Linked DNA regions of Mus musculus: region 2 is linked to region 1. Evidence: chromatin loops called from intact Hi-C (ENCODE). Cell type or tissue: left cerebral cortex. All regions are shown on one strand. Links, peaks and the distances in the headings refer to the core of each region. The heading gives the core; the rest is flanking DNA.

Region 1 (15,932 bases), core at 3,092-11,091:
GAAAAAAGAAAACGAAGAAGATTAATATGGCCAACACCAAATACCAACAAAAATCTGAATGCAACACCTCCAACTTTTTGCCTATGGGGAGGACCTTGAGGACCCAGCTGCCCTCCTGCTCCTCCAGCTCCCACCTCTGTTTCTCCACCTCCTGCCTCACCTTGGCCAGGTAGCACCTATAGGCTTCCTGGTGCACACTGTAACCTTCTCTAAGGAGTGTCTCGGCATGAAGGAAGAGGTCATTGCTGTGGAAGGAGCCTTCACACTCCTGTTCCAGCCTCCTCACCAGGGCCATGAGCTCTGCCAGCTGCCCTTGCTGCTCCTCCCCAGAGGCCCTGTTGTTGAAGGCACAGTACCTCCTCCCACACTCCTGAACCAGGCTGCGCAGGCTGCGGTTGTCAGTGTGGGTCACAAACTCTTCCAAGGACTTCTCTGCCAGGTCTTCCTTGCGGGTGAAGAGGACGATCATGTGCCTCATGACCCCTACCCCAAAGACCTCCTTCACCATCCTCACAGCCATGACATCTTCAGCTGTGAAGCGTCCCAGCTGGGTCACCAGCAACAACACATGGGGGCCTGGGGCACACAGCAGGTAGCAGTCTCCGATGTCCTTGTCCATGTCTTGGTTCTGGGCCTTTGACTCAAAGATGGGGGGTGTGTCTACCACTAGGATGCTCCTCCCCTCCCATGTGCCTGTCTCTGCCTGGCTGGTCCTTGTCACAGACTGGCCTCTGAGCCTGGACTCGAATGCTGGTCGTCGGAGGAGGCTGTTCCCTGTGGCGCTTTTACCGCAGCCAGATTTGCCCACCAGGAGGATCCTCAGTGGCCTTGACCCTGAGGTGCAGCCACCTTTCTTTCCGCCTGTGGGAGTGTAGGGAAGCTCAGGTATAAGAAATGAACCATTAAAAGGATGGCTGAAAACTGATAGGAATTAGCGGGAACCAATTAGGAACTCAACCCCTCTGCTTTACCAACATTACACCCATCACACAGGGGACTTCTGGGATCAAGTGTTCCTGATGTTTAGTGTCTAACACATCTTTTCCTGAAGAATTGATGATTTTAGCACTATTCCAGGACCTTCCTCTGAGATGATAGGCCATTGCAGTATGCTCAGGGCCTTCTAGGGTTGGTCATTCTAACTGTCTGCTTCTTTATCTCTGTCTCCTCCCATCTATCCAGATCTCTACTTTACAGACAGTGAGATTTTATATTGAAGAACTTGCCCTTGCTTTGGAGAGTGTAACAGTTAATGGCCTAATATGTCCAATTATCTGGGAGAACATTCTCTTGCTTTAGGTGCTGGAGGGAAGTTTGTCCCTTTCTAGGCACTGGGCAGTCACTGTTGACTTTGCAAGGGAGTCCTACCTCCACCAGCCTTCTTACCTGTTACAACATTCTGAAGTGTTTCCATTTTTTTTCTAGAAGGAGAAATATGCAAAAAGTGTTCATATTGGATTTGAATGTAACATGCAATACCAAGCCCAATATCTTGTAGGAAGAGACATCAGAGCAAAGAAAGAAAGAACTGCTGACATCACACACGCAATACTTAGAGGTAGTTCTAGATGACCCAAAGGAGAAAGACCCAAGAAATGGGTCTGTGCACGTGAGCATATGGATATACTCATTGTCACCATAACTAATCTTCATCCCACAATAATAGTTCATTAAGTTGCTCAGTTATTTCCTACCGGGCACATGAGCACATGGCTATCTGGGGTTCTTTGGGAACCCAGTACTAGAAACTGACCCCCAGTACCTCCAAGAGACAAATGAACTTCTTCCCACGTTCTGGCAATGGTTCTGCCATGCCCAGAGTTGAGCTGAGTGCAGACCACAGGATTTTCTCTGCCTAACCTGGGAAAGTTCCCAGAAAACCAGGAGCAACTGTTCACCAAGGAGTAGGAGTGCACTGTGGGACCTGTTTGGGAGTGGTGGGCTGCCCCCAGTAAGCAGAAAGAAAAGCTAAGTCCTAAGGCTGCATAGTCAATGTGCTGTGCTCCTGGAATCTACAGCTTCCCTGTTTCCAGTTCAATCCTGGGATTAGAAACACCTCGAGGGTGTCTTTCTTTCAGGCCCTTCCTTTCCTTCTACCCTGTTCTTCACAAGCCTTTCTGATCCTTGTCCTACCCCACTCTACCTACCTCTTGTACCAGGTTAGGGAGAACAACTTCCCAGCTTTTTTACCAGGAAGAACCTATACAGACCTTCCAAATTCAGGCCCCTGCTTGTCAAAGCTTTTGAGTATTTCCTTGACTATGTTCCAGGAGTAAGGTCTTGTATTAGTCTGGTTCTGTAGAGGAACAGAACTTAATAGAACACACACACACACACACACACACACACACACAATAGAAAAGGGATTTATTAGAATGGCTTACAGTCTCTGGTCCAGCCAGTCCAACTATGCCTGTTTACCAATGGGAAGTCCAGTAGTTGTTCAGTCCATGAGTCTGGACATCTCAGATGGTCTGTAGTATACACTGGAATCCTGAAGAAATATGCTCTAATGCCAGTGAAGGAATGCACTTGACAGTGAGAATGAGAGTAATGAAGCAAAGAGAGCAAGCTTCCTTCTTCCATGGCTGCCAGCAGATGGTGTGACGGTATGACCCAGGTTAAAGGTGAATCTTCCCATCTCAAGGATCCAGATTAGAAATTGGTCTCCCTTTAAAACAGTTAATTAAACAAGCAAAAAACCCCTCATAGGCGTGCCCAGCAATTTGGTTTTTACTTAATTCTATATGTAGTCAATCCCATATGTAAGCAAAATGAAACGAAAATATCCAACATTAGCCTCAAAATGAGTGTCTAAAGAATGTCTAATTAGCCAGGCAGTGGTCACACCTTTAATCCCAGCACTTGGGAGGCAGAGGCAGGTGGATTTCTGAGTTCAAGGCCAGCCTGGTCTACAGAGTGAGTTCCAGGACATCCAGGGCTATACAGAGAAACCCTGTCTTGAAAAACCAAAATAAAATAAAATAAAATAAAATAAAATAAAATAAAATAAAATAAAAAGAATGTCTAATTACAGAACCTCAGGGTCTCTGGTGTGTCACTTAAAAACACTTTTTGAAACAAATGGATTTTCTAGATGTTTTCTAGCTCTTCCACATATGAAACCGTCCAGAGACCAACTTGACAAGAAATATAAATTAAAATAAATATAAATTAAACTTTAATTTCAACACTGGATGCCAGGATCCAGCATTTAGCCCAGTAACTTTCAGCCTCCAGACACCTGCAGGGCTCAGGCATTCTGTCCCTCCATGGTCATGTGAGCCAGTTCCTAAAGCAAATCTCTGAATCTGTTGTTTCCATTGCCCTGGAGAGCTGAAGTCCATCAAAGCCAAGGCTCAGCTGAAGCAGAAAGATGCAGAGAACCAAACTCGACCCTCAGCTTTGCTTTGTTCTCTTTGTAAGAAAGAAGAGGAAAGGGTTGAAGCTCAGTCCTGAGGCCCTGTGGAAGCCCTGAGCGGCTTACACGTCTGTGAGGGGACTGACTAGGTTGAACAACACTGCCGATGAAAGAGCGAAGGTCACACTACCACTGCTTCCTGTACAGCTCCCTGGGCTGTGCTCCTCAGCGTATGCTGATGGGTGGGGTCTGGCGCCCCTAGGTGCTTACCAACAGTCTCTCAGGCAGGAGTACTCATACAATGCCTTTGGCCAAGCAACTGGTGGCAGGTCATTCCTCCAAATTGAGAGCCTTAAACTGCTGCCATCTCAGAATCAAGCCTGAGGAGAAAGAGGAGCGAAAGCAAGAGTGGAAACATTGCTTCTCAAGCCTTTTTCTTTAGACATTTTTTTTTCCTCTCCAGTGCTTTCTCTAGTCTGAACCCACACAGTTCCAGCAAAATGACTGTCACCTTGCTGTTTCTCATCTGTACCCCTTTCCCACGCGGTCCCCTTCATTTTATGCTGGGCCACCATTTTTTCAAGACAGCAGTGTGCCCTGTCCCCACCCACTAGGATCCAAGTGTCAGCCCACCCCTACCACTCCACCACTTCACCCACACACCTGTCAGTCCTTTCGTTTATTTTTTAAGAAGTCAGTGTGTGTGTGTGTTTGTGTGTGTGTGTCAGTTATTTCTGGCCCTTGGTTGAACCTTGGAGCTAGCAAAAGTGGAAGAGCTCCCCATATCTAAGAGGCCCTCCCCTGGCAGTGCTTCCCTCATGCAGGACTGGAAGAGACTGGAAGAGGGCATGGGCAGGCCACACTTAGAAGCACTGTGAGAAGGTCACAGACTTGTGTGTTGGCCTTGTGCAGATTATCTTGGTCTCATTTGAGAAAACTGATAATATCATTCTTTCTTTCCCATATCCTTCACCACAGCATCTTGAGAACAAACTGTCCTAATGGGGAAAATGTGTCATGCTGTTATGAGGGAAAACCAGTGTGCAATGGTCATGGGGTCCTTTCCGGGAATAAAAGCTTTACTGCCTGCAGCTTCATTCTGTTTGCTTTGACTGGTCTTTAAAGAATGTATTACTTTATCCAAAACAAACAGCAAATGCTTTCTGTGAACAGATGAACCTGAGTGAACGCACACCTTTAATCCCAGCACTCGGGAGGCAGAGACAGGCAGATTTCTGAGTTGAAGGCCAGCCTGGTCTACAGAGTGAGTTCCAGGACAGCCCGGGCTACACAGAGAAACCCTGTCTCGAAAAACAAAACAAAACAAAACAAATTCCCTCCTGCCCAGCACTGTGAATGTTCACCAAGAAAAAGAAAAGTGATGGGAAAGAAAGAAAATTAAACCTGCAGGGGACGGGGAGATAAGATAGCCAGTCCAGCCACTCAGTGAGTACTGGATTCAGTGAGATGATACGCCAATAGATAATTTAGCCAGTCAGAGAGTGCAGACCACAGTCAGTGATGGAAAAAGACATCTGGTGTCCCTTTGCTCTCCAACATCGAGGAACCCAAGGCTCTGGGGAAGAGCCTGGGGTTGTTCTTATCCATTGATAGAGTCCTGACCCCGACTGGATAAAGCGAATGCTAGTCAGACAGCTAGGGTTCCTTCTGGACGATGGGTAGTGTATGAACTTCAGATCACCCATGGGGCCCACGTTCCATCTTCCTGCCACAACTCTAATTTCCCAGCTCACAAAACCCGGTCTGATGCCCCGTCCCAAAGACTGGTTCCCCTCCAGCTGCTCTCTGGTTCCCAGACACTCAATACAAGCCTGGCTGACAGCTCTAGGGAAATTGCTTTAGAAGCTTGTCTGCTCCCTTTCGCCCTTGGAAAGCAAGGAGAATGTCTAAGAGTCCACCTCTCCTGAGTCCTCAGTGGTGTGTTAGCCTTGTTCTGTGAGGGAGAAAACTCACTGATGTTCCACAGACAAGACTAAAAGTCCCTGGGGAACAGGAATTTCTCTACAGTCTATGAAAAAAGATCAGTTGTCTTTCCCTTCAGGTTGACACTAATTGTTACTGGTAGATTTAAGGGTGAGCAGGATAGAAGAACACCACACACACACACACACACACACACACACACACACACACACACCACAAGATCCCTGTTACCTGGTGAGTTCCTGAGGATCTTTCCATTCAAGATCTATAGCCACTGTGGAGCTACCTTCCAGGCCTAGGCAGCCTCTCACATTGGTTTGTAGTCTTTCGTAAAAGTACAAGAGCTACAAGAGGTGAAGGCCAGCTCACAAGATCTGTCTTCCAGGGGGAGGAAGACGGTGTCTCCTGAGGGGTGGGAAAGGGTGATGTACATGAGTTTCTCTGAAAAGGGGTGCTCTGAGGGCCACTGAAGAAGGCAGCCAGTGGAAAAGGTTGATTTAAAAAAAAAAAAAAAGTTCTGCTTCCTGCTCCACCCTCATCGGCCACACCACTGAGATGTTTGTGTACAAAGTATTCTCTATGGGCCTAAGAGAATCTAGAAGTCTAAAAGCATGGGCAACCCAAGACTCTAGCTTCTGCTCCTCCTCACCAGGCAGACAGCATGCATCTCTTCTGCTCTGCTGTTTACCTCTGCCATCCGGAGGTAGCTTCTTAGATGGAATTTGAGGTGGCAGTTGAGCCTAAAGTGGCTCTCTCCAGGGCCCACTGGACAGATCAATAGCTATCATGCTTGAGCCTGGCTAAGGTACCCTGGCTTCTAGGGAGAGTATGGGAGAACAAGGCTTAGGTTTTCTCACCTGGGCAGACCTTGTCTCCACAGAAGCCATGAAGCTAGCTACCCAGTCTATAGTATGGTTTAGGCAAAGCAACAGCACTTAGTGGAATCCCAAGTCCCTGTGCCTCTGCCTGCTGCCCTGCAGGACTCAGGATCCGGAGTGAGCCAGGTCTCCTCCCTGGAGGAGTTCCACTTAGCCGTGTGTTTGAGTTCAGATCACTTTTTTATTCACTTGCTGTTCTTTTCCGCGTATGAGTGTTTTGCCTACATGTATGCAAGTGCCCTCTGCACATGCCTGGTGCTTGCAGAAGCCAGGAGAGGCTGCTGGATCCCCTGGATCTGGAACTATTAACACTTGTAAGGCTCCTTAACTACTGAGCCATCCCTCCAATCCCAAGTTTGGGTGATTTTTTTTTTTTTTTAAACAAAAGAATGTTCAAGGAGGAGAGTGGGATATGGGATCTATTTGGGTGAAATGAATATAGATGTTGTTCCTATAACCTGCATGTTCATATCCTTAGCTTTTTGTTTTGTTTTGTTTGTTGGTTTTTTTCGAGACAGGGTTTCTCTGTGTAGCCCTGGCTGTCCCGGTCTGTAGACCAGGCTGGCCTTGAACTCAGAACTATCTGCCTGCCTCTGCCTCCCAAGTGCTGGGATTAAAGGTGTGAGCCACCACTGCCTGGCTGTTGTTTTGTTTTGTTGTTTTAATTGACATGTATGCTCTTGTGGGTTCCTGAATCCACCTCAGCTCCTGCAGTGTGATTTCTTCCTCACAGAACTCAGGGATTGTTTGGAACCTTTTCTCACTGCAGCTTTCTGGTCCACGCCTCCAAAGGGAAGGTGCATCCTGCTGTGAAGGGACGGTCAGCAGGAAAGGAAGCCAGACTGCAGCCAATGAGAACAAGAGCCTGAGGCTCAAAACTGTAGGAAGGGAGTGGGAACTGGCGTCGACGTCTTGCAAACACTGCCCCCTGCTGGTTACCTGCTGGTTTGCTGTGTTCTGTTTTGCCCAGTCTGGAAATATTGAACAGTGGTTTGGGGGAGTTGTTTGTTTATTTTTGATGTGCCTGAGCTCGCACGTGCACATGCTCCTGAGTGAACACAGGAAAGCCAGAAGACTGACTGAAGGTGTCTTCTATTACTGCGATACCCTATTGCCTTGAAATAGGATCTCTCAGTGAATTCTTGATTTCTACTAGGTTGACTGCCAGGAGCTCTAGGACCTGCCACTTTGCGCCCGATGCTGAGATTACAGGCACAAGCAGTCATGCCCAGATTTTTATTTGGATGCTGGGGATTCCAACTTAGGTTCTCATGCTTGCACATAAAAAGTTCTTACTCACTGAAGGCTAACCGTCGCCTCTCAGCCTCAACAAATGCTTTCCTTTTGACTTGCTACTCTAGAGAGCCCTCCTTTCTCATCACCTTGTTTAAAACCATGCTGCTGTACCCACACGAGAGTCCAAACACGAATGCCTATGGCAGATTTGTTCACAAAGCCCATCCAAATGCAGAGACAACTCAGATACACTTTAGTAGGTGGGTGTGACACACCCGGGCAATGGGAACTACAAAGAGATGCGTTAGCAGGACACATGGAGCCTCAGAGGGAACGTATATACATGCTGCTACGTGAAAGAAGCTGATCTGGCAGGGCTCTGTGCTGTATAGCCACAGCTCTGTCGCATGCTGGAAAGGACAACTGTGAAGATCACCTGTGGTCAGGGACTTGGGGAAGTAGAGGGAGAAATGAACAGTGAAGTCAGAGGAATCTATGCTAATGAGATATTCTATCTGACCTGTGGGTTGCTGTTATCACCCACTTGTCAGGACCCACAGGATGTCAAACACCATGAGTGACCCCTGCTGTAAAGCTACACACTTTAGTTAATAAAATACATGAATACAATTCCATGGACAGCAACAATACTCCACTAATGCAACATGTTACTGATAGGAGAAACTGGTAAGGAGAGCATGCCCCCTCTGTACTTTCTGCTCAGATTTTCTGTAAATTTAAAACTGCTGAGGATGGAGAGATAACCGCAGTTGAGACCATCAGCTGCTCTTTCAGAAGACTCGAGTTCAATTCCCAGCACTCACAACCATCTGTAACTCATCCCAACATTTTCTTCTAGCCTCTGCAGGCACTGTAGCACACGGTGCACATATACATTGCAGACAAAACCATTTATACATATAAAAGAGAAAATATAGGTTAAATGAATTTTTAAGAACTTATTTTTAATAAAGTTAATTAATTTAAACTCAGCAGAGGATAAAAAGGGATGAGACAGGGCAAGAATCAGAGTAAAGGAGGTGAAATAGAGAGGGGGGTTGAAAAGGGATGAGAAGAGGAAAATAAAGGGTAGGAGAGCAATGGTCGCTCGTACTTGACAAATCAAAGCCTGTAAAAGCATAGCGAGAGATAGCCAAGGTCACCAGCTGGCAATGCTGGTGGGAGTGCTGGGAGAATGTTTATTTTATTTCTGTGTGTATGAATATGTGATTGTGTGTGCACATGAGTGAAGGTCATGCCAGAAGAAGGTATTAGGTCCCCTGGAGCTGAAACTGCAGAAGGCCGTGAGCTGATGTGGGGTCTGGGAACCAAACTTGGTTTCTTAGGAAGACCAGAAAGTGTTCTTAGCTGCTCGGCCATCTCTCCATCTCTCCATCTCCGTGAGTTAGTCTTAAATGACTGCAGAGGGCTGATTCGACCCTGGGATGCTGACATTTCTTTCTCTGGCTGCCTCTGCCTCTTACATCACAGTGAAGGCTTTTATCTCACCACGGCTCTCAGCACTGTTTCCTTCATCTGGTTACTTGATTTATGGTTGTTGTTTATGTATAGGACCCATCTCTAGCTTCTCTAATTGCCCATTTGATTCATAGGCAAATGGATGACAGGCAAATGATAGACAAATCTGTTAAATATATAATATAATGGAGAGTTACATTTCACAAAATTGCATAGCAGCAGGAAAGTGGGACTGATATTTTAGAGCATTAAATTATGTGTTCTGTATTATTTAGTAAGTATACTATTATCTAATAATGTATGTACTAATTTAAATGCATAGCTCCTATGTCAGTGTTCTTAAAACTTTCTAAAGAGATACAAATAATAAGTTGATACAGTGGACTTTTAATTTTAGTACTTGAGAGGCAAAGGCAGACATTTTTGAGCTTGTGGCCATCCTGGTTTACATAGTGAGTTCTAGGTCAGCGCCAGGGTTGAAAAGTGAGATTCTGTCTCAACAACAACAACAACAACAACAACAATAAAATTCACTAGAAGTGACCAAATGAAATCACAAAAGTTACTCAATACAAAATAGGGCAAAAATTAAGGCTAGGAAAACCCAGAAAGATCAAAACCAGATATACGATGATTACTTTAATTCAATAGCACTAATAGCTACATTAAATGAATAGCCAACATATTTTCAAACCATAGCCTGTTAGGCTATTAGAAAATAGGACCCCATGGAAGGAGTTACAGAGACAAAGTTTGGAGCTGAGACAAAAGGATGGACCATCTAGAGTCTGTCTTATGCAGGGATCCATCCCATAATCAGCCTCCAAACGTTGACACCATTGCATACGTTAGCAAGATTGTGCTGATAGGACCCTGATATAGCTGTCTCTAGTGAGACTATGCCAGGGCCTAGCAAACACAGAAGTGGATGCTCACAGTCAGCTATTGGATGGATCACAGGGCCCCCAATGGAGGAGCTAGAGAAAATACCCAAGGAGCTAAAGGGATATGCAACCCTATAGGTGGAACAGCATTATGAACTAACCAGTGTGGGAAGCAGTTTCCGCTGTGTCTGCGTGGCCTAACTGGTAAACAAGCAATATGCGCATGTGCAAGAGTGTGTTCGCGCCAAGTCACTGCCCATCCTGGGGCGTGCTGAGAGAGCAGCCAATCAGGTGTGGACACGCTGCACTGAGGTGTATATAAGCAGTGCCTTTTTGGGGCTTGGGGTCTTCCTCTTCATGCTGAAGCTAGCATAATAAAACATTGCTGCAGAAGGATCTGGTTGTCCACATGTGTTCTTGCTGGCGAGACGATAGCGTGCAGGACAAGTGGTGCCAAAACCTGGGAACGCCTTACCATCACCGGCGCTGAGGAGACCCTCTGTTCGCGGGGCGGATTCAGAACTGCAGCCAGGTTAAGTTTTTCAAGGTAAGCTCTGAGAGGCATGTTTGGTTCTGGTCTTTCTCCACAACTAGAAGGGGCAGTGGAAGCCTTCGTAATTGTTTTTGCGGCACTTATCCTTTTCCTTATAGTGAAAGCAGGACAGAGAGTGCTGGAGGAGGTTCAAGACAGCATGTCAGAAACAGAGCGGGGTAAAAGATTAGGAGCTCAAAGAAAAAAGGGTATACCTAAGAAAAAGGGCCCTTCCACGGACCCTGGATCCAAGGAAGTGAGAGAATGGGGAAAGGACGCCCCGGGAGAGAAGAGAGAGGAGCGGGGGGGAAAGAGGCCCCCCAAAAGAAGAGCCTTTATCCGGTAAAGGAACTTGAAGCTCTGGGACTTGATGGTTCAGATTCAAGTAAGGAGCTTAGTCCCACTGATGAGGAAGATCTGGAGGAGGAAGATGCTCATTATGAGGAAGAGAGACATCATCCTGATGAAAGACGGCCTAGCGAATCAGAGAGGAAGTCCAAAAGGAATGGAAGCAAGGGTCAGGTCGTTGTTTGGTCTTCAGGCCCTAGTTTCCCTCCATCTTATGTGGAAAATTTTCGTTCAGATACTTTTATCCCTCGAGACGAGCAGCAAAAATTACAGCAGGTGTTTCCTGTCTTTGAGGCAGCGGATGGAGGATGCGTTCATGCGTCTGTGGAGCACATACAGATCAAAGAACTTGCCGAGTTGGTCCGTAATTATGGAGTTAGTTCCAATTTTACTTTATCTCAAGTCGAAAGACTTGCTACTTTGGCCATGACTCCGGGAGACTGGCAAATGGTGGCAAAGGCTGTGCTCACTAATATGGGACAGTATTTAGAATGGAAGCCTTATGGTATGATGCCTCTCAAACACAAGCAAGGGCTAATGCTGCTGCTGAAGGAGATCAGAGGAATTGGACGTTTGATCTACTGACAGGTCAGGGACAATATGCTGCCAACCAGACAAATTATAATTGGGGAGCATACACTCAGGTTTCAGCTGCTGCCATTAAGGTGTGGAAAGCACTTTCAAGGAAAGGAGAGGCAGGAGGACATCTGACAAAAATTATACAAGGACCTCAAGAGCCATTTTCAGAATTTGTAGCCAGGATGATGGACGCTGCAGGAAGAATCTTTGGGGATCCAGAGCAGGCAATGCCCCTAATAGAGCAGCTGGTCTTTGAACAGGCTACACAGGAGTGCAGGACAGCAATTACGCCTAGAAAGAGCAAAGGATTGCAGGACTGGCTAAGGATTTGCCGAGAGCTTGGAGAACATTTTGGTTAGAACATTGGAACAATGGGGATTGCATGTAGTCACAGAAAAGGTGCAAATTGCCAAGATGGGAACATTTTTGGGGTCAGTCATTTATCCTGAAAAGATTGTTCCGCAGAAAGTAGAAATTCGCAAAGATTGTCTTTATACCTTAAATGATTTTCAGAAATTGTTAGGGGATATAAATTGGTTGAAACCGTTTTTGAAAATCTCATCTGCAGAATTAAAGCCTTTATTTGATATCCTGGAAGGAGACCCTCACATCTCCCCCAGGGCACTTACCCCTGCTGCTGGTCAGGCTTTACAAATTGTAGAAAATGCCTTGTAGGAGGCTCAATTGCAATGCATTGATGAGTCACAGTCTTTTGACTTGTGTGTCTTTAAGACAGCCCAATTGCCAACAGCAGTTTTGTGGCAAAATGGGCCCTTATTATGGGTTCATCCAAATGCATCTCCTGCTAAAATAATAGATTGGTACCCTAATGCAGTTGCACAACTCGCACTTCGAGGGTTAAAAGCAGCTATTACTTATTTTGGAAAAGAACCTTATCTTTTGATTGTACCATATACCTCTGTACAAGTTCAGACCTTGGCAGCTACATCTAATGATTGGGCAATTTTAGTCACCTCCTTTTCAGGACAGATTGACAATCATTACCCAAAGCATCCAATCTTAGTTTGCCCTGAGTCAGGCTATAGTGTTTCCGCACGTAACAGCCAAGAATCCACTCACAGATGGGATTGTAGTGTACACTGATGGATCAAAAACTGGTATGCGTGCTTATGTGGTTAATGGTAAGGTAGTATCTAAGCAATATAATGAAACCTCACCTCAAGTTGTGGAATGCTTAGTGGTACTGGAGGTTCTTGAGGCCTTCCCAGGACCGCTTAATATTGTGTCTGATTCTTCCTATGTAGTTAATGCAGTTAATCTTCTTGAGACAGCTGGGGTAATAAAACCCTCCAGTAGAGTCGCCAACATTTTTCAACAAATACAATTTGCCTTATTAAATAGAAGGTTCCCCGTTTATATCACCCATGTCAGAGCACATTCGGGCCTCCCTGGTCCTATGTCTCTAAGAAATGATTTGGCGGATGAAGCCACTAAGATTGTGGCCGTTGCTCTGTCTTCCCAGGCAGAAGCTGCAAAAGAATTTCATAAGCGCTTTCATGTGACGGCTGAAACTTTACGCCGCCGCTTTGCATTAACTAGAAAAAAAGCTAGAGAAATTGTTACTCAAAGCCAAAATTGTTGTGAATTCTTACCTACCCCTTATGTGGGAATAAACCCACATGGTATAAGGCCATTACAGGTCTGGCAAATGGATGTTACACATATCCCTTCTTTTGGAAGAAGTCAGTATCTACATGTGTCAATTGATACTTGCTCTGGAATCATGTTTGCCACGCCTCTGACAGGAGAGAAAGCCTCACATGTGATCCAACATTGCCTGGAGGCATGGAGTGCTTGGCGTAAACCCACTATTTTAAAGACTGACAATGGACCAGCATATACCTCTAATAAGTTTCAACAGTTTTGTCATCAAATGAATGTGACACATTTGACAGGCCTTCCCTATAACCCTCAGGGACAAGGCATTGTGGAACGTGCTCATCGCACTATAAAAGCTTATTTAATAAAACAAAGAAGGGGAATTGTGGAAGACGCGATATCCCCAGTACCAAGAGTTGCTATTTCCATGGCACTCTTTACCATTAATTTTTAAAATCTTGATGAGCATGGTCACTCTGCGGCTGATCATCATAGTTTGGAGCCCGATAGGCCAAAGGAAATGGTCAAATGGAAAAATGTCCTTGATAATAAATGGTATGGCCCGGATCCTATCTTAATCAGATCCCGGGGAGCTATTTGTGTTTTTCCACAGGGTGAAGAAAATTCACTTTGGGTCCCAACGCGACTGACAACAACCGTGAAAGAGCAAGATGAACCTCAAGATGATCCTCTTGCTCCTGATGATTGAGACCAGGATAAGTATACCTTTGTGGGCCATAGTAAGATCATGGCCAGTACCTTTACTGGTACATTCCATTTCTTCTACCTTGCCTTTGTTTTTTGCAAAGGAATGTTTTTTGGATGTGCCTTATGCACGACAAACTCCTCAAGAGCCACGGGTGTATAAGAGTACTAGTTTTCATTTAAATTATACACTATGCTTTGTGCATAATGTGGATAAACCTTTTACACCCTGTATATTTTTTAAAGAAAAATATTATTTCTAATTGGGCAGATCAAATTAATACTGCTGACACTATAAGTCAGATAGCAGAAAAAACGTCTGAGGCATTGCTTACCCTGTAAAGGGTGGATTCTCATATCGCCTCAGGTGAATGTTAGTGAATCAGAGAATGGATATTTTACAACATAAAATGGAACAGATGATGGATGTCATACAAATGAGTTGTGTGGCATCCACTCCGCATGTGTGCATTATTCCCGTTAGGTATATTAATGATTCTTTTATTAGAAGTACAGATCTATCGAATTACCTGAAGGGGAACTGGTCACAGGAGCTGGAAAGGTTGCAGACGAGGCTGCAGATACAGATCCTGAACCTTAATGGGACCAGAGTGGAACCAGTGACCCTTGGAGATTTTACCTCTTGGCTTACCTCTGCAGTTTCTTATTTTAAGGAGTGGGTGGGGGTTATATTGTTTGGCGCAGCTTTATGCTGTGGGATAGTGTTTATGCTATGGTTGGTTTGCAAACTCAGATCTCAACAGAAAAGTGACAAGGTCGTGATCACTCAAGCACTTGTGGTCATTGAACAAGGGGCTTCCCCTGAAATTTGGTTATCTATGCTCAAGAATTAGTCGGCATCTGAGTTCTCTGCTCTTGCACCCCACGGATTTATGGATCCATTGCACTGGGATGAGAGAGACTCAAAGATCATTGATTAGCCCTTGCACATCGCTGAGGTTTCCTCATTGCACGCGATAGGGTGATCATGATTTCCCCACTAATTCATTTTTAAAACTTGGCTGGCCTCTTTTGTAGAGTTCACCCTAGGCCATCTAGCGGTTATTGTCACACAGCTCTGTGGTATCCAGAGACGGGCAACTTTCCTCGTGCACAGACCAACCTAAGACATGGGGCCCGGTGGTGATAGGGTTACCCTATGACGGGTAAGGCTCTGACATTAGAGGAACAACCTAAAACAGGAGCCACAGCAGATGGACGTAACTGCAGAGGCCTAGACCAGCCTCGTCTTAATAAAACAAAAAGGGGGAGATGTGTGAAGCAGTTTCCACTGTGCCTGTGTGGCCTAACTGGTAAACAAGCAATATACGCATGTGCAAGAGTGTGTTCGCGCCAAGTCACAGCCCATCCTGGGGCGTGCTGAGAGAGCAGCCAATCAGGTGTGGACACGCCGCACTGAGGTGTATATAAGCAGTGCCTTTTTGGGGCTCGGGGTCTTCCTCTTCATGCTGAAGCTAGCATAATAAAACATTGCTGCAGAAGGATCCGGTTGTCCGTGTGTGTTCTTGCTGGCGAGACGATAGCGCGCGGGACAAACCAGTACCCCGGAGCTCTTGACTCTAGCTGCATATGTATCAAAAGATGGCCTAGTCGGCCATCACTGGAAAGAGAGGCCCATTGGACTTGCAAACTTTATATGCCCCAGTACAGGGGAACGCCAGGGCCAAAAAGTGGGAGTGAGAGGGTAGGGGGGTGGGGGGAGGGTATGGGGGACTTTTGAGATAACATTGGAAATGTAAATGAGGAAAATTCCTAATAAAATTTTTTTTTTTAAAAAAGAAAATAGGGCCCATTTATATGATGCCTTTGAATTTCCCACTTTAAAAATACAGATATAAGTAAGTTAAAACTAAATTCAAACAACATTCAGAGAAAACTATAATAATGCGAGAGAGGCAAACTTCAGAACATAGGATATGACCAGGATTCCAGGGAAGACGCTAGGACTCCATGCCCAGTGATGGAGATGCCACTTCTCCAAGATAATGCAACAATCCCAAATTTCTCAAAAGACATGAAGAGAAATGGAAAGAACTAAAAGATTACAAACACAGAAATCCACTGTTGTAGTCAGAGATTTTAACATGTTTCTCAGTAATGGGTACAGCAGCAGGCAGAAAACTATGTTTGTCAGTGGCTTGAACAACACTACTGACACATTTGGCTTACTGGTTTGTATGAGACACTCTGACTGTCAACAGAACACACACTCTTCCCACGAAATTTTCAACCAAACAGATCATATTCTTGTCTTCACAAATACTAGACAATAGAAATTGTATAGCATGTTTGCAAACTACTGTGTGAGAGGGCAGACCCTTTAAGAGGCAGGGCCTTGTGAGATG
Region 2 (15,932 bases), core at 3,798-11,797, 130 kb before region 1:
CTCCCCACTGCTGCCATATCTCCCCTTCATGATGAGATGTCCCCTTTGAACTATAAGCAGATTAACCCTACCTCCCTCAAATTGCTTCTTGGCAGGAATTTGGTCATAGTAATGAGAATTAATACAGACAGGGCTTACAGCTGCCCAGCCTGGGGTGGGGTGGTGGTGGTAACTGGAAGCTGACCAGGAGAGGCAAGGAGTTCTGTGTTGCAGCTTGTGCTTAGTTTCCAGGGGGGCTGAACGGAAGAGGGTTTCCTGCTGAGATGTACTGTGGCATCCTTGCTGTCCTGTGCTGTTTGCAGCTGCTCCTTTTCTCTGGAATCTTCCTAATAATTCTCAGACTGCCAATTGAGGGTCACCACTTCAGGCTCTGCTTCCTGGATGCCTCCTTGTGTGGGACAAGGTCTTTGAAGACCCAAGGTTTTTTGTTTTTTTGTTTTTTTTCTCCACAGAAGGTGGCTTAGATCTGTGTGATACTGGTCAGCTGTGGGTCGTCAGTGAAGAATTGTCACTGGGTTCATGATTGGACCCCCAGTGAAGGCACAGAAGTTCTTTTCAAATGGAAACAAGGGTTGAGAGTTGAGTTTAGAGGTAAGGGCCAGGGTCTGTATGACTTTGATGAAGGTTTTTTTTTTTTTCCTTACCATTTTGAACTTCTGCTTCTGATCTTTGACCAGAGTTGGGCAGAGGAACTGACTGTGGGCTCCCCCCTGACCCCCGCCACCTGCCCTGCATGTGGGCCTGACCCTGGACTACTGGCCTGAGGATGCTTTGGGTGTGAAGGGCAGAGGTCCACAAGGGCTGGTGATCGGCTTTGTCCAAGGCCCTGGGGAATGTGAAGATTCCCTCCTATCCAACTGCGCAGCTGTGTCTTTGGGAGGAGGCAGCAGGGATCTCAAGATGGTGTTCCTCTCTGCTCCAAAGGCTCAGCTGCAGCTCCCACTAGAACAGCCATTACCTCTGCCCTGGGGCAGATGCTTGGTGATGCAGCACACTGTCTTTTTTTCCTTTAGGCATGAAATCTTCAGTCATTAGCAGTTTCTAGCAGCATTCAAGGAGGGCCACCTTGGAGCAGACTCTGCTTCTGGAAAAACCATAAGAGAAAAACCCACGGCTGCTCTTGGACTCTGCAGCATTTCACAGCTGCTTCTGACCACGTGGTCACTACTCCCTTTATAACCACAGTGAACTGAATACATCCCGGAAGGGGGCCTTGGGTGTAGGAAGAAGCTGGAATTTTCCTGGTGAGGGGTTGACTTGGTCCTCTCTGGCACCTGGAGAAATGCTAGTGGAGTGGTGGGTTGCTCCAAGATTAGCATGTGGATTCAAGAGAGCCTTTGCAGAAGCCTTGGCAAGTAAGGCTCCTGGGGAGGGTGGCATGGAGATGCACAGGGTGTCCTGAGAGTTGAGAGGGGAATTCTCTGATGGGCAGAGTGTATCAGCATACCATTCATTTTCTACAGGGGTAATGTGAGAGAGAAGGCTATATGATTTCCAGGACTGGGGAGGCCACACTGAAGTGGAAATTTCTGGTTTTTTTGTAAACTCAGTTGTGTCATGTGATGTTTTCCTGGAAGCTGTCTTATGCGAGGATGAAGCAGACATGTGAGAGAATGTTTTACTGGAATAGACACGTGTTGTTTTTCTGAAGAGCATGTGATATTTTGCTGGAGCAAACACTTGAGAGAACATGTGATGTTTAGAAAGAATATAAAGATAACCCCACAGACAGTGCACAGACAGTGAAGTGTTGGTCTTCACTGATTTTCACTTGTCCTGACTTTATAAAGAAACATTCTGGCTGCTTCTTGTGGCTTCCATTGACTGGTGCTAATTCGGCAGAGCCTCATGGCTTCTTCTGGATGGAACTGCTGCTACTGATTCATATTTGGTGTTTGCCAATTGAACTTGACTGACACTACCGATTCATGTTTAAAGTTTTGGACTAGACTGCTGATATCCTGACAACAAAGGTTGGAATCACCCTAAGAACTACTTCTAAAGAGCTCAACAAACCCTGTTTCCTATTACTCTTTCCTTTCCCCTACCTTCTAGGTGGGCTAGAAGGGAGGTTGAAGTGTTAAAGAACCCTAGTTAAAGTATCTAAGCCTACGCTACATCAGTTTTTTGATCACAAAAGAACTGTAGTGTCTTTGGTGGGGACACATCACCCCTAATATGGTATCTTAATATTTGAGAAAATGACAGCTGTCAGATGGTCACTTCCACCTCTCCCTACTTCCTTGAAGTGGCCACAAAAGAATATTTGACCTCATTCCAGAGGAGTCCTCTCTATGCAAGGGGAATGCAAAGTCATAGAGATGCTGGGGAGAACTGGATTCAACTGGTCTTGTTTACTTTCATCACTGTTAGATAAGAATATCCCATTGTTCTGCAGTCACTTTCTCGGAGAACTGACTGAATGGACAGTCAGTCAATAGGCCTCCCTGCTTCTGTGAGTCTCTTATTTCTGAAGGCTTCCGTGGCACATAAAGCTTATATGAAATAGGCCTGTGTGCTTTTAGTTCCTTAGCTTGCCCTTTGTTGTAGGGTTTCCACCATGGGCCTGTGGTGGGTGAGGAGAAGAGCTTGTTGCCCTCACTCTGCTCCCCTGTTCCCTGTTGTCTACCTTGTGGGTGTTTCAGGCAGATGCTGATGTGACTGGTCACTGTCCTCATCAGGATGTCTCTCGAGGAGACTTCATTTTTCCTACACCACCTGCATAGCTTCCTTGGGCTCAGAAGACCAGATCCTTTAGCTCTGTCAGGTGACAGAGTCCCAACGTGTCAATCCTGGGTAGTTTCAAATTGTCATCAAATTTCTCTCATGAATTACAAATAAAAGCTTCTATCTAGTAGATGGTTTAAAAAATAATTCAGGTCAAAGAAAAGAATTGCAATGTAGATTATAAGTATTTGCGAACATGAAACTCCGAGAACATTACATTCAAAAACGTGTGAGGCATAACTAAAATAGTAATTAGAGGAAAATGTAGCTGTAAACACATTCATTAGAAAAGAAGAAACATCGGGAATCTAATAGTGAAAGGGCAGGCTGTGGTGCGCATCTGTATTGCAGAACTCCAGAGACTGCGGGTGATATCAGGGGCAAGTTCCTGGCTAGCCTGGGTGAGCAGCTAGAACTTCCATCAATACAACAATAACAACAAACAAACAAACAAAAGTCCAATTTAAATTAGCAAAAGTAGGCAGAGGGTATAACTCTGAGGCAGATCACCAACATTTGCCCTGGGCTTGATCTCCAGCATTAAAAAAAAAAAATTAAGATGTTAAAATAGAAACAGAAAAGTTGCAATAAAAATAATGGGTTACAGAATACATCAAAACTACTTCTTCGAAAAGACAAAACAGACAACCTCTTATGGGGATGGAGAGGGAGGAGGGGAACATAGCACCCACACAGTGTTAGGAAGCAGAGTGGAGCATGACCGTGCATACAATGCTTTTATAAACACCACAGAATTCTATGGACAAATAATCAATTTTACAGTTATAAGAAACAGACAACTTTCTAGAATATATGCTGGGTCACAATTACTCACAATAGTTGAATTTTCAGTAGAAAAATAAGATCTTTATCCCCATAACCCCATTAAATGGCTTTCCCGTACAGTCATAGAGAATGTGGGAAACACTTTCAAAGTCAGGCAAGGAGACTCCCATAACAAGATAGTACTACGGAAGAAAACTAGGCCAGTCTCACTCAGGACTATAATTACAAACTCCCCAGCAGAACATTACCAAATTACAGCCAGAAATATATTTACAGGTGAGCCCTAACTGCGTGTCCTTTCAGTCACACAATGATGATTCAACCTCAGGATGTGGCTTAAAGAAGGCTGGCGAGATACTTCAGTCACAAAGTACTTGACTTGCAAACATGAGGAATTTAGTTTCATCCCTAGAGACCATATAAAAATACCAGGAGTGACACAGGTAGGCCCCAGGGCTTGCTGCTCAGCCAGCCTAGCCTAGTGGGTGAGCTTTGGGCCAATGAGAGCTTGTCTCAAAATACATAAATACATATATGCACCCATACATACATGTACATACATACATACATACATATATTCATATATTCATACATTCATACAAAACAAAAAACCCTAAGAACCGGTAGTTACCGCTTTTGAGGAACAACACCTGAGGTTGTCCGCTGGCTTCCTTAAGAGAATGAGAAATAAACCAGACAGAACTGGAACAGGTGCTTCCAGGTCATTTCTGCTGCCCTCCAGGTGCTTCCAGGTCATTTCTGCTGCCCTCCAGGTGCTTCCAGGTCATTTCTGCTGCCCTCCAGGTGCTTCCAGGTCATTTCTGCTGCCCTCCCGTACTCCCCAGTTCTTCAGTACACAAATGTCCCTTCACTCATGATGTGGCTCTCTCCTGATAAATCCATCATCGTCCGATGAAGCCTGCAGGTCCAGCATGTTTAACACCTACACTATGGTCCCCTGAGGAGCAGCAGGGCTGGCTGTGGCCGTGGCTTGATGCTGCTGCCCAGTATGAGAGAGAATTTGTCATGTGTACCTTACTCCAGAAAAGCTCAAAACTCGGACTTCGAAGTTGCTACTGGATTCATATTAACCACTTCACCACAGTGACATTGAAAACTTAAACCTAGAGCCACCAAAGTCAAGGCTATTTGCATATTTCCTCTGGCATTCGTTATGATTTAAAACCCATACTGCATCACAGAAAGTTCCTATTCTCTGTTTTCCCTCTGTGAGGTTTTTCTGAAATATGTTCCCTCATCCCAGAGTTCTTTCTTGTCACTCATGGTTCCGGTACAGCTGTCAACATCTCAGAAGGCTTTGACTCAAGACACTATCAAAATCACTACACATCTATTCTCTTTGTGCTTGCTGCCTGCTTTTATTTCCCCGTTAGCATTCTCCACTAATGTCCTTCAAGTTGGGTAGCTTCCTGTTATTACAACAAAATACTGGAAAAATTAACTTTGGATGAGAAGAAAGTGTTTTGGTCACAGTTTTGGAGAGAGGTCTGGTTCATGGTCCTTTGGCTGTTTTGCTTTGGGCCTGTGATAAAGAGAATCTTGATGGGAGAAAACAAATGCGACAAAAGACAAAACAAAAATGACAGAAGACAAAACAAAACAAAACAAAACAAAACAAAACAAAACCCCAACGGCTCAGCTCATGGACTGTTGTAGCACTTGCCCTTGCCGGTTTGTTTGCTGTGCCCACTCCCCTACCTCCCCATTGTCTCCCCTTCAACTCTGAGCTTCCAAAGTGTGGAGCCAGACGTACACTGCCCATCTCAAGTTCCAGCTCTCTTTAGTCAGTTAGTTGTCTGCTATCTGACTCTGCTTTTTTGGCCATCATTCAGCTGACTGAGGAGTTTGATAATATGAGAAAAACATATTAACAATCGATTAAATTAATCATACTGTAAACATTTAATTAATGTTATTATTGCTGGCCTCTTTTTTTTTTTTGAAAAATTGGAGTGAGAACAGTCTTTAGCTTTCATAATTTTATAGGGCCCCCCCCACCCCCAAATCTGTAGACTCTCAATATTGTGTTTTTTGGAAATAGACCTGTTTGGGAGCGATACCATTTGATGCATCCCCATGATGGAATTGATTTAACTCCTTTTTTTTTCCTTTCTCTTCAGTCTGTGAATTGACCCACTGCCTCACATTTTAAGCAAGTGCTCTACCACTGGGCTATATCCCCAGCCCCTTGTTTCCCATTTAAAGTGCAACTTGTCTGGGATTCTTCAATGAATGGGCTATGAAGGATGCAGAAATCTCACATGCATGGACGCTGGTATTCGAAGAACATAGCGCCCTCTAGTGCACATTTTTGATGGTTCTAGGAGAAAAAAAAAAAAAAAAGACTGCCTTCTCTAACAAGGCCATGCCTCCTAACCCATCCCAAACAGATCCAGGAACTGTTTGAATCAAGCATTCAGACAGGAGCCTGTGGCAGCCATTCTTATTCAAGCCACCACACATCCACTCTGCAATTGTAAGCCAAATAAACACTTCCTTTTCTGAGTTGCTTTGGTATGGTATTTTTTTATCACACCAACAGAAAATTAAATAATACAGTCTTTAAATCTCGTTTTCTTCTGGCCAGTTTGATTACATAGCCATGATCTCATACAGAGTAGCGAGCTATAAATCTAGAAGAGTTTAGTCCTCTGTATCTAATTCTTATTTTATTTAAGGATAATGGTTTGATCTGTCATTTTATTTTGGTATTTCACCAGATTCCAGTTTGGGGACATAAATGGACAAGCACATTATAGAAGAAACTGGAAAACAAAACAGCCTCTCTTTGAATTCTCTTCCAACAGAATGCGTCGTTCCCCCATGTACAGTTATTACTTATGACAGGGGTAGAAAAAAGAGAGAGCAGTTCTGTGAGAAGTCAGGGTTCCACTGATTAAAATGTTAGGTGTCATTTTTTTTTTTTTTTGGAGAGTGAAATGGGACTCTGGTAGGAGTCATTTTCTGTTACTGTCTGCCATGGGACACTTCTGGGGAGACAAATATCTACTTTCACATAGGAAGCTGACTAACTGACCACAGCAAGGATGCCACCAGAGTCCAGTTGGGTGAACCAGTGAGTTTTATTGGGATTGCTTATAGGCATATGGATAAGGGGTTACTTACAGGATCAAAAGTGACTCAAAGACAACTGCATCCCCAAAGCCCACCCGCTGGAGAAAACTGGAACCCGGAGCTTACTGCCCAGCCTGCAGCCTCTTCCAGGTGGCTTGGTTAATCTGAACCTCTCTGCTAGGCAGCCCAGCTTGTCTGAAAATTGTCATGCATTCTTGAATATTTATAGGCCACTAGCATCAAAGTCTTTTTGAGAGTGGAGAAACTTTATCATGAAATCATACCACTTAACATATATTTTACTATGGCATACAGAACATATATATTGATAACAAGCACATAAAATTAGGGCTGATAAGATGGCTCAGTGGGTTAAGGCATTTTTGTTGTCAACCTGAGTTCAATTCCCAGAGCCCACGTGGCAAGAGAGAACCAAATCCTTCAGGTTGTCTTCTGAACTCAGTATTCATGTGTGCTTCCCACATGCTAAGTAAAATAGATACTTAAAACCCAAGTCAGTCATGGATACAGGCTAGCCCCTGCAACCCCCCCACACACAAACGACATATAAGCAATTACATGGGGTGAACACTATTGAACAATGTAAGAAGAAACCCAAAGAACATACAGGTTGACTACATTTAATAAGCATATATGCTTAGCAGAATCAAGATAGAAAATTTGTACCTTGACAACACAGAGCTTAACCCAGGTATTCAGAACAGCTGGGCGAAGGCAAAGGGTTGGTTGTTGACAGGTTAATGAAGTGAACTGGTTAGTGTTAACTAGAGGTGGGGCTCACTTATGCTGGGGGAGAGGCTTGGCAGTTTTTTAAGATCAGTGTCTGGAGACTAAACATAGGCCAATTCTAGAGATCAGTTATAGGGAATAAAAGGACACACATTGCATTATGGGTTCAACCAGAGGCCAACATTTACCCTGAATGCTGGCACTTGGAGGGAAAGAAGAGCCAACTGTACCCCATTAACTCAAGTTGCACCTTTTTTCTGGGTTCCCCCAAGGAAAGGAAGCTTCCCTGACCGCGGGGATGCAATGGTCCCAGTCTTCACTTAAAGCTATCTAGTTGGTTATACTGAACTGACCCAGAAAAGATGCTCACAAACCAAAACTCGCCATAAATCAGGAGAGAGAGAGAGAGAGAGAGAGAGAGAGAGAGAGAGAGAAGAAGAAGAAGAAGAAGAAGAAGAAGAAGAAGAAGAAGAAGGAGGAGGAGGAGGAGGAGGAGGAGGAGGAGGAGGAGGTGGAGGAGGACTTGCCACCACTCTGGAAAAGTAAAACTTTACTTCCTCTGGTAGGTCCGGTGCATAAGAAAGCCTGGCAGAATGGAAAGTGTCAGGGTGAACATCATAGCCACATGCTCTGCTCCTGCCATTCTCAAAAGCAGCACTGAGCACCAGGACAGGAACAGGAGCGGGCAGAAAAGGAGATCTTCAGAGCACTCCAGAAAACTTTCCCTGAATGTCTTCACACCACACACCAAAAGCGAGAAACCTCCCAGGGGGAAACGTAGCTCCTGACCCTTCCAGATTACAGTGCGCTATCATCCTCCTCACTCACAGGTTCCATCAAATGTAGCCTCCGCTACTGTCTGTCAACTGCAGAAGGGAAGTGGGGGTTTCCACAGCACATATTCTCCCTTGCTCCCACGGCTCGCCAACATACCACGGTGCTCACACCCCATAGGTAGTTTCACTGTGGCAGGCTCCGCGGCTTCCCTGACTTGAGACTGTGGGATCCTTGCAAATGTTCCCTCTTCTTTTTTGTTTGTGTTTGGAGACATAGTTTCACTATGTAGCTCCGGCTGGCCTGGACCTCACAGAGCTTCACCTGCCTCTGCCTCCCAAGTGCTGGTCTTAAAGTGCGTGACGCACAGATTAGCCTCTGTGTCTAACACAATTCATGGCCGTCGTAGACTCCTCCTTGCATGACCGCATCTTTCTCCTTATGCAATTTCTGTTAGTTTATAGTCCCACTTTGTCCTGTCCCTACTGAGAGCTAGGAGAGTCAGCAGGGACCTTTCAGGTTCTCATTTGCTCCATGTGTCGTTACACACGGCCACTAGAGGGCAGGAGACCCCATCCTTCCTTAGAGCCAAACCAGAAAGGCCGCAGAGCAAAATCATTCAGCAAACCAATCGTCGACCTGCTAAGTCACGAAGAAGTTGTGAGAAGCTTTAATTTCACTTTAAGCACTCTTCCAAAGCTTATTATTTCATTTAGGACGCCTGCCCTTCCCCCCGACCCGCCCCCAAGTCCATGGCTTCTCAGTTTTGGAGCAGCAAGAGCTTGCTAGCCCTTAGCTCAGCCTCACAGGCACCTGTATATCCTAGTCTATAGTTTTCACCTCAACATTTTAATTAGATGGTATTCTATGCACTGACCTGGTGCCCAGGGGAGGTGGGGACTGTTCTATGAGTGGACCTTCTTTATTAAGGTGAGGTGAGTGAATGGGAGGGGGAGGGGGATAGGGCAGTTTTCTTTGCCAGTGTATGAGTCTGTATGTGCCCTGTTCCCCAAATCCTTCAGGATCCTTATAGCATAAGCACACGTCACTTTAGACTTCTAACAAGGAAACCATGCTGTTCTCAGTGTGCCCCTTGCTTAGGAAGTACAGATCAGATTAGGTCGCTGGGACACAGTGAGTTCTGTGAGTCATATGAAAACTCAGGTTCAAACATTTCTGTGTTTTGCTAGCTGGGGGAAAGCTTTTTCTCATCTATGAGGGAGCACTTTATTCTGGGAGAAAGCAAATGGTTCCTTTGTAGTTTTATCTACATTGTGTGATCAGTCCAGGCTGAGGGAGACGGTGGTGGGGATGAGCCAAGAGGAAAGTCTGCTGGGTTTTACTCCCAAACTGACTTCATCAAAAACTTCCGATTTTGGTCTTTGCAAAGAATAGACCTGATCTAGTTTGCTTTTCTGTTGCTGCGATAAACATCAAGACCAAAAGCAACTTGAGGAGGAAAAGGTTGATTTCAGTCTACAAGTGATAATCTGCAGGAGAGAGGCCAGGGCAGGAGCTCCAGGCAGGAACCTGGAGACAGGAGCTAAAGCCGAGACCATGAAGGAATGCTGCTTACCTTTCCCTCTGGCTTGCTCAGCTGCCTTTCTTACACAGCTCGGGCCACCTGCCGAGGGATGACACAGGCCACCCTGACGGACTCTAATATAAATCAGCAATTAAGAAAATGGCTCTCAGGCATGGCCACAGGCCAGTCTGTTATAGGCAATCATTCAGTCGTGTTTTTTTTGTTTTTTTTTTTTTTCTACCCAGATGACTCTAGGTCTGTGTTACATTCATAGCTGAAGCTTACTAGGACAAGACCCAAGTAGGCCTTTCTGTTACCATCTTTGTCTGTAGCAGTGTGAATGACTGTGCTCCCACAGCCACATGGTGGCACCCAAGGGCATCTCCAGAAGACCTGTGCCTTTGTGTTCACACCGGCCCCTCCCTAAGCCCCTTCCGTGTTCATCCTATGTGCTCTGAGCTCCTTCTCAGGCTCTACTGATGTAAGACATGCTTCTAGAAACCTCTTTCTTCCTAGAAACATTTGGAAATCCTCCTGCCAGGGAGACTGGGGTGGCCTGGTAAATCTTTAACTCTCCTTGTGTGGCTCTTGGCCCTCTTTAGGATTTGCTTCCACTGACCTGAGGGCAGAGATGGCGACTTCATCCCACCAAGGAGCAGCTGCAGGAAGCCAGGCAGAGCACAGAAGCTGTGAAGCATCAGTAGGACAGGGGGAAAGACCGAGGTATGTTTCAGAGGTGTGTGTGTGTGTGGGGGGGGTCTATTATAGCTTGGGGGGGGGTGATAAGTTTAGACTGTGGAAGGCAGTCTGCCCTGTGTTGGGTTGGATTTCAAGAGCTGGAATTATGTCACTCCAACCAGATCCAGTAGGGATGTACCGTATTTTTCCCAAGAAAGAATGTGGAACAGCTGCCTGCCAGGAGGTCTGTGGGGAAAGGCTTCACACCTAAGGAGGAAGAAGAGGACAGAAGTGTGGCAGACAGGGAGGTTCAAGATCCAGCAGGGAGTGTCTCAGGGGTTGGACTCCCAGAAGGAAGTCACTGGTTGTCACTGGGACTGTTGGTCTCCTGGAGAAGCAGATGGCAGTATCTATGTCCTATATTCTCTCTTCGAACAATTTCCAGTCCTTTCACAGAAAGATCCAGTTAGTCATGTATTGAAGGAAGTCTTGAGTTTATGTACATTTAATCCAAACTGGCCCTCACCTGCTAACTCCTTTTCTTATGCTGACTGACTCACTGTCTAGGACTAAACGTCTTCCCCCGCTGGGCTCTGGAGGCCTCTCTGATCTCTTTTCTCTGGGACCACTTGCACCTTGATGTGGGATGAATCACAGAAGCTCCTTCCAATGGTTGAACTCGTGGTACCCTTGGGCAATATCCAGGGAAGACAGAGCGGGACTCACAGACTTACTCACTCAACTGCCAGGATAGGGTGATGATTGTCTTTTGGTGGAAACATTTTGCTCTTTGTAGCCAAGACCTCTGTGCTAACAAAGTGTAAGATCTTGGGGACTGGAAGCAAAGATTTTGCTGAGGTCAAGTAGTGTCGTTCCCATTTGATTTTTACCCATGAATTGCTGACCCATGAATCCTGCTATAGAGAGATGGCACTGTATACTTTGATATTACCAGACCCATGTATAGTCCCTATCCATGTTACTGTGGCCACTGTGATGAGATTGTTGGCTGATGATCAGGTGACTGGGGAAGAGGATGACTGGCACCAACAGAATGGGTCACCCTGTCAGCTTGATGATCAAGCTCTTCCTTTGCTGAGGTCAGTTTTTGATGGGCATTCAGAAGTTCTCTTGCTTGTCTTCCTCGCAGTCCTTCCAGACACCTCTTCCAGACCGATTTCCCAGCCATGTTGTTTCCAAATCCACACCATCCAGCCAAATGGTTGGCTGGAGCCCATGGGTTGGTAATAGTTGCACATCTGACCATTTCTTCTTTTAGTGTAATGAACAAGGTGCGCTGCTCAAAGTTCTGCCCCATGGGGAGAATATTCTTCCAACGTGTTCTCAAGAGATGCCCAAGCCTTGGCCACAGTGAGGTAGCTGTCCTCTGTTGGTGGTGCCCACATGTACAGAACCATCTGCCAAACAGGTCGTCCTTTTCTCTGTCGACTGGTTGCAAGGGACTCACCCTGAGGTCACAGATTTTGGCCTGGAGTGAGAAGGTGGTGTGATCGTGGTGAGGGCATTGGGGACACTGTTTCATGAAACCAGATTACCCTTCTAACCACTTCTAGTCACTAGTTAACATTTCCACAAGGATGGAGTGCTGGTTGTCCATCTACTTGCAGGCCCAGTGGATTGCCTTAGTGCATTATATACTCAGGTCATCAAATATCTGAGGCTGGGAAGTCCAAGATTAAGGGGTCCACACCTGGCACAGGCCTTCATATTATTGTACTATGATGAGAAGGAGAAGGGAAATGTGGGTATATAAGAAGCAGCAGGAGGGGTACAGACTCATTTGAAAAGATTTATTTACTTAAAAAATGAATATGCAACACATGCATGCAGTTACTGCAGAAGCCAAAAGAGGGACTCAGATTCTCTAAAACTGGAGTTGCAGAGAGTTGTGAACAGCCATGTGGGTGCTGGGAGCTGAACCCAGGTCCTCTGCAAGAGCAGCAAGTGCTCTTAACTTCTGGGTCATGTCTTCAGCACTGCACATTCATTCACTTTCCTCATACTCTGCAACACATTCCCACCAGATGGCATCAATCTACTTGTGAGTAGATTGGGCCAACAGAGGCTTCATGCCCTTCTTATCTCTTAGGTCTCATCTCCCAACACTGCTGAATGTTGGATGAAGTTTCCAACTTTGGGGGAATGCATTACAATCATAAAACTCTACCCCTAGACCTCAAGTTTGGGTTTGAATTACATACAGACTATACTCATTTCATCCCAATAACTTTTAATGTCTTAACATGTTGTCCCAGCTTTTGGAATTGTATGAAGCAAGCACACGTTTAGCATTGACCTCTTCTGAGATGAGCTTATGGAGACTTTGTGTTCTTCCTTAAAACTTTCTGAGTACATTGAGCCCTCTAGCGTAAATATCAAACTTTGTAATCAGAACTCATGGGCTGGAGATGAGGCTTAGCTTGCCCTTGGTTCCATCCCTACTGTAAGCTAGACTAGCTGACTACTGCCGTCAGGGTGACTGCCTGTCTCTGCTGCTCCGTGATTACAAGCACCTGCCACTGTGGAGCTCAGGAGCCTCACACTTGTGAAGCAAGACCTTACAGCTGAGCTGCTTCCCAACCGAGTAGTTTAAATTCTCAGGAACAAGGAGGACAGCTTTCCTCTTGTCCCCTCTCCTCTTGCCATGGATGGAGCACTCATGTATTGCTTTTGTCTCAACAGTGCCAGCCAGGGTCAGGAGGGCAACTTCAAGCAGAACCAGGGAACGTCCACACTGCGGCTCCTCCTGCTAGGGAAACAGGGCGCAGGCAAAAGTGCCACAGGAAACACCATTCTGGGCAAAGCCGTGTTCGAGTCCAAGTTCAGTGATCACATGGTAACCGACAGATGCCAGAGCGAGAGTGTGTCAGTAAGAGGGAAACAGGTCATTGTCATCGATACCCCAGATCTTTTCTCCTCACTGAGCTGTTCAGAGGTTAGGCAGCAGAACCTGAAGCAGTGCTTGGAGCTCTTAGCTGATGATCACTGTGTGCTGCTCCTGGTCACTCCCATTGGCCACTATACAGAGGAGGACAGGGAGACCATTGAAGGCATCTGGGGTAAAATTGGCCCTAAAGCCTACAGACACATGATTGTGGTCTTCACTCGGGAAGATGAGCTGGATGAAGACTCCCTGTGGAACTACATTGAGAGCAAGGAGTCTCTGAAGGAGTTGATTAAAAACATTGGAAGTCGACGATGTTGTACTTTCAACAACAAGGCAGACAAGAAGCAGCGGGAACTGCAGGTGTTCAAGCTGCTTGATGCAATTGAACTTTTGATGATGGAAAGCCCTGAGCCATATTTTGAGCCCTTAAAAATGGAAAGCAGTGGAGTCCAGGTAGGATTGGGGGGGGGAGAGAAGATAAACCTAAATCAATAGACTAGCTTGCATGATTACCACAGCATCTTCTGAAATAGCAAAACCTGAAGCAACCCAAGGACTCATCACTGAGAGGATATGAGTTGGATATGAAAGATTGTGTCTCCATCTGCCACTGTGTGAAAAGATGACCTCCTTTAGGCATGTGTGTGTCATCCTCCCTTTTATTTTCTAGGGTTGTGGGAATGGAGTGACATATGAAGGGGACACTCTGTGTGGTAAGTTGATCACCTAAACATTTAGACTCATGTCTGCATTCTTCTAATACTTTGCCCATCCAAAGAAAAGTGGGAAAACTAACAAATAAGAAACAGAATATACATGGAGACCCATTCTCTGTGGGTATCCATACCTGTTCCCAGAGGACTCCTGACATGTGTGAATCGGTACAGAAGCAGCCGTCAGAGCTCAAGTTGCTGCACACTGCAAGTGTCCCTGGCCTCCTCTGTTGTTCTATGGAGCCTGACTTGCTTTCTGTGGCTTTCTGCCTAACTCAGTTTCTTCTTCCTGGACATAAGTCTAGTATTCCTGATGGGGACCATGTTGGCATACATTTTCCCAACCTACTTTAATAAGCATTCAACTTCCTCTCTAGCCCACCACCCTCCAGAGGTAGTGCAAAAGAGAAGTTATTAGGATACAGGGCAAGTAAACCTGTTTAGAAATGGTTCTTTGGTGGCGAGTCCAGTTTTTGTTGTCAGTATATCAACAGTTCAGTCCTCTAGCAAAACACCAACATGGATCAGCAATGGCAGATCTCACAAATGCTATTCACGAATCAGCAAAGGCAGATCAATCCAGAAGAAACAGCAAGGCTCTGCCAATAGGCTGGAATCTGAGGAAATGGCAAGAGGCCACCAGAACACCACCAGAACTTTTTTTTTTTTGGTGCATTTCTCTCTATGAAAGCCCAACAAAGAATGACAAGGCCTGCCAATACTACCCAGCATCATCAGCAAAGCCCAGTGTCAGCAAAGCCCAGCGATGACCAGTAAAGAATGGCAAGGCACACAAATACCACCCATCATCACCCACTGTCCATGGAGTTATACTTATACCCTTTCCTAACATCACATGCTCTCTCACACAGCCCCTCTAGCACATGCCCCTTTCCCAGGTTGCCTCCAGAAAAACATCAGGTGTCTGTTCTCAGCAAAACATCCTCTCACATGTATGCTTTAGGAAAAACATCCTCTCACATGTATGCTTTAGGAAAAACAATCCTCTCACATGTATGTTTTAGGAAAAACATCCTCTCACATGTATGCTTTAGGAAAAACATCCTCTCACATGTATGCTTTAGAAAAAACATCCTCTCACATGTATGCTTTAGGAAAAACATCCTCTCACATGTATGCTTTAGGAAAAACATCCTCTCATGAGAGAGTTTCCAGAAAAACATTACATGACACAACTGAGTCTCCAAAGAAACCAGAAATTTCTACTTCAGGACAAGGAAACACTCCTCACGAATGGCACGAGTTCATAGCATCTTTGTACTGACTTCTATTAGTTGTGTGTCCTTTGTAGCAACATGGGTCACTATGCAATAGCAACTAGAACGTCTGTAGTGAGGACATACCAGCCTATGAAGTCACAGATACATTTTAGCTTATTTCTGGGTCAGCCCTGTGTAAGAACTGAAACTCTCACAGTGAATCACTTAGACAAGGTCCTTTCCTCTTAAAGTACACCAAGATAATAAAAAAGTCATTTATGACATTTAGTAGTAATAATAATTGTAACTGACATCATGTGCTAAGAAGTAACATACATGTACTTCAGTCCCCAAAGTATTTAAAATGATAAGTATATTATTTGTACAGTTTGTACATTAGTAGCCAGGGAAGGTATTCTTTTTTATAAGAATTACGGAGTGGAGGTGTTTTATCAATGTACTGATTTTTACAGGCCTTGGGATTCAAAGTTCAGCCAATGCCCTTTAGTACAATGAATTTATGAAAGTCTTAGACACATGGATGGAACTGGAGGATATCATCTTGAGTGAGGTAACCCAATCACAAAAGAACACACATGATAGGCACTCACTGATAAGTGGATATTAGCCCAGTAGCTCAGAACCCTTTTTAGAAGGGGAACAAAATACCCATGGAAGGAGTTACAGAGACAAAGTTCGGAGCAGAGCCCAAAGGAACAACCATCCAGAGACTGCCCTACTTGGGGATTCATCCC

What was found. Peaks named below come from ENCODE experiments on the same cell type or tissue, not always from the same donor. Only the 100,000 strongest peaks of a DNase experiment are listed, where the experiment ranks them.
Region 2: it touches region 1 in a loop (9-fold over the local background); 38 of 42 quality-filtered maps call a loop at or near these places.

What each region holds. Positions count from the first base shown.
Region 1 is chr6:48,765,106-48,781,037 of GRCm38, forward strand. It overlaps Gimap3 (GTPase, IMAP family member 3), which reads right to left and starts at 5,746. Exons shown (of 5, transcript NM_031247.3): 1 at 5,537-5,746; 2 at 3,632-3,741; 3 at 2,385-2,671; 4 at 1,387-1,421; 5 at 1-861. The coding sequence starts at 1,414. In left cerebral cortex, for the core only: a CTCF peak has its summit at 7,117 (motif pointing left); a DNase peak (open chromatin) is centred at 7,090.
Region 2 is chr6:48,637,147-48,653,078 of GRCm38, forward strand. Gimap8 (GTPase, IMAP family member 8) reads left to right here and starts at 10,088. Exons shown (of 6, transcript NM_001077410.1): 1 at 10,088-10,139; 2 at 10,261-10,381; 3 at 13,040-13,697; 4 at 13,915-13,957. The coding sequence starts at 10,290. In left cerebral cortex, for the core only: CTCF peaks have their summits at 5,838 (motif pointing left), 6,041, 8,691 (motif pointing right) and 10,018 (motif pointing right); DNase peaks (open chromatin) are centred at 5,823, 8,699 and 10,020.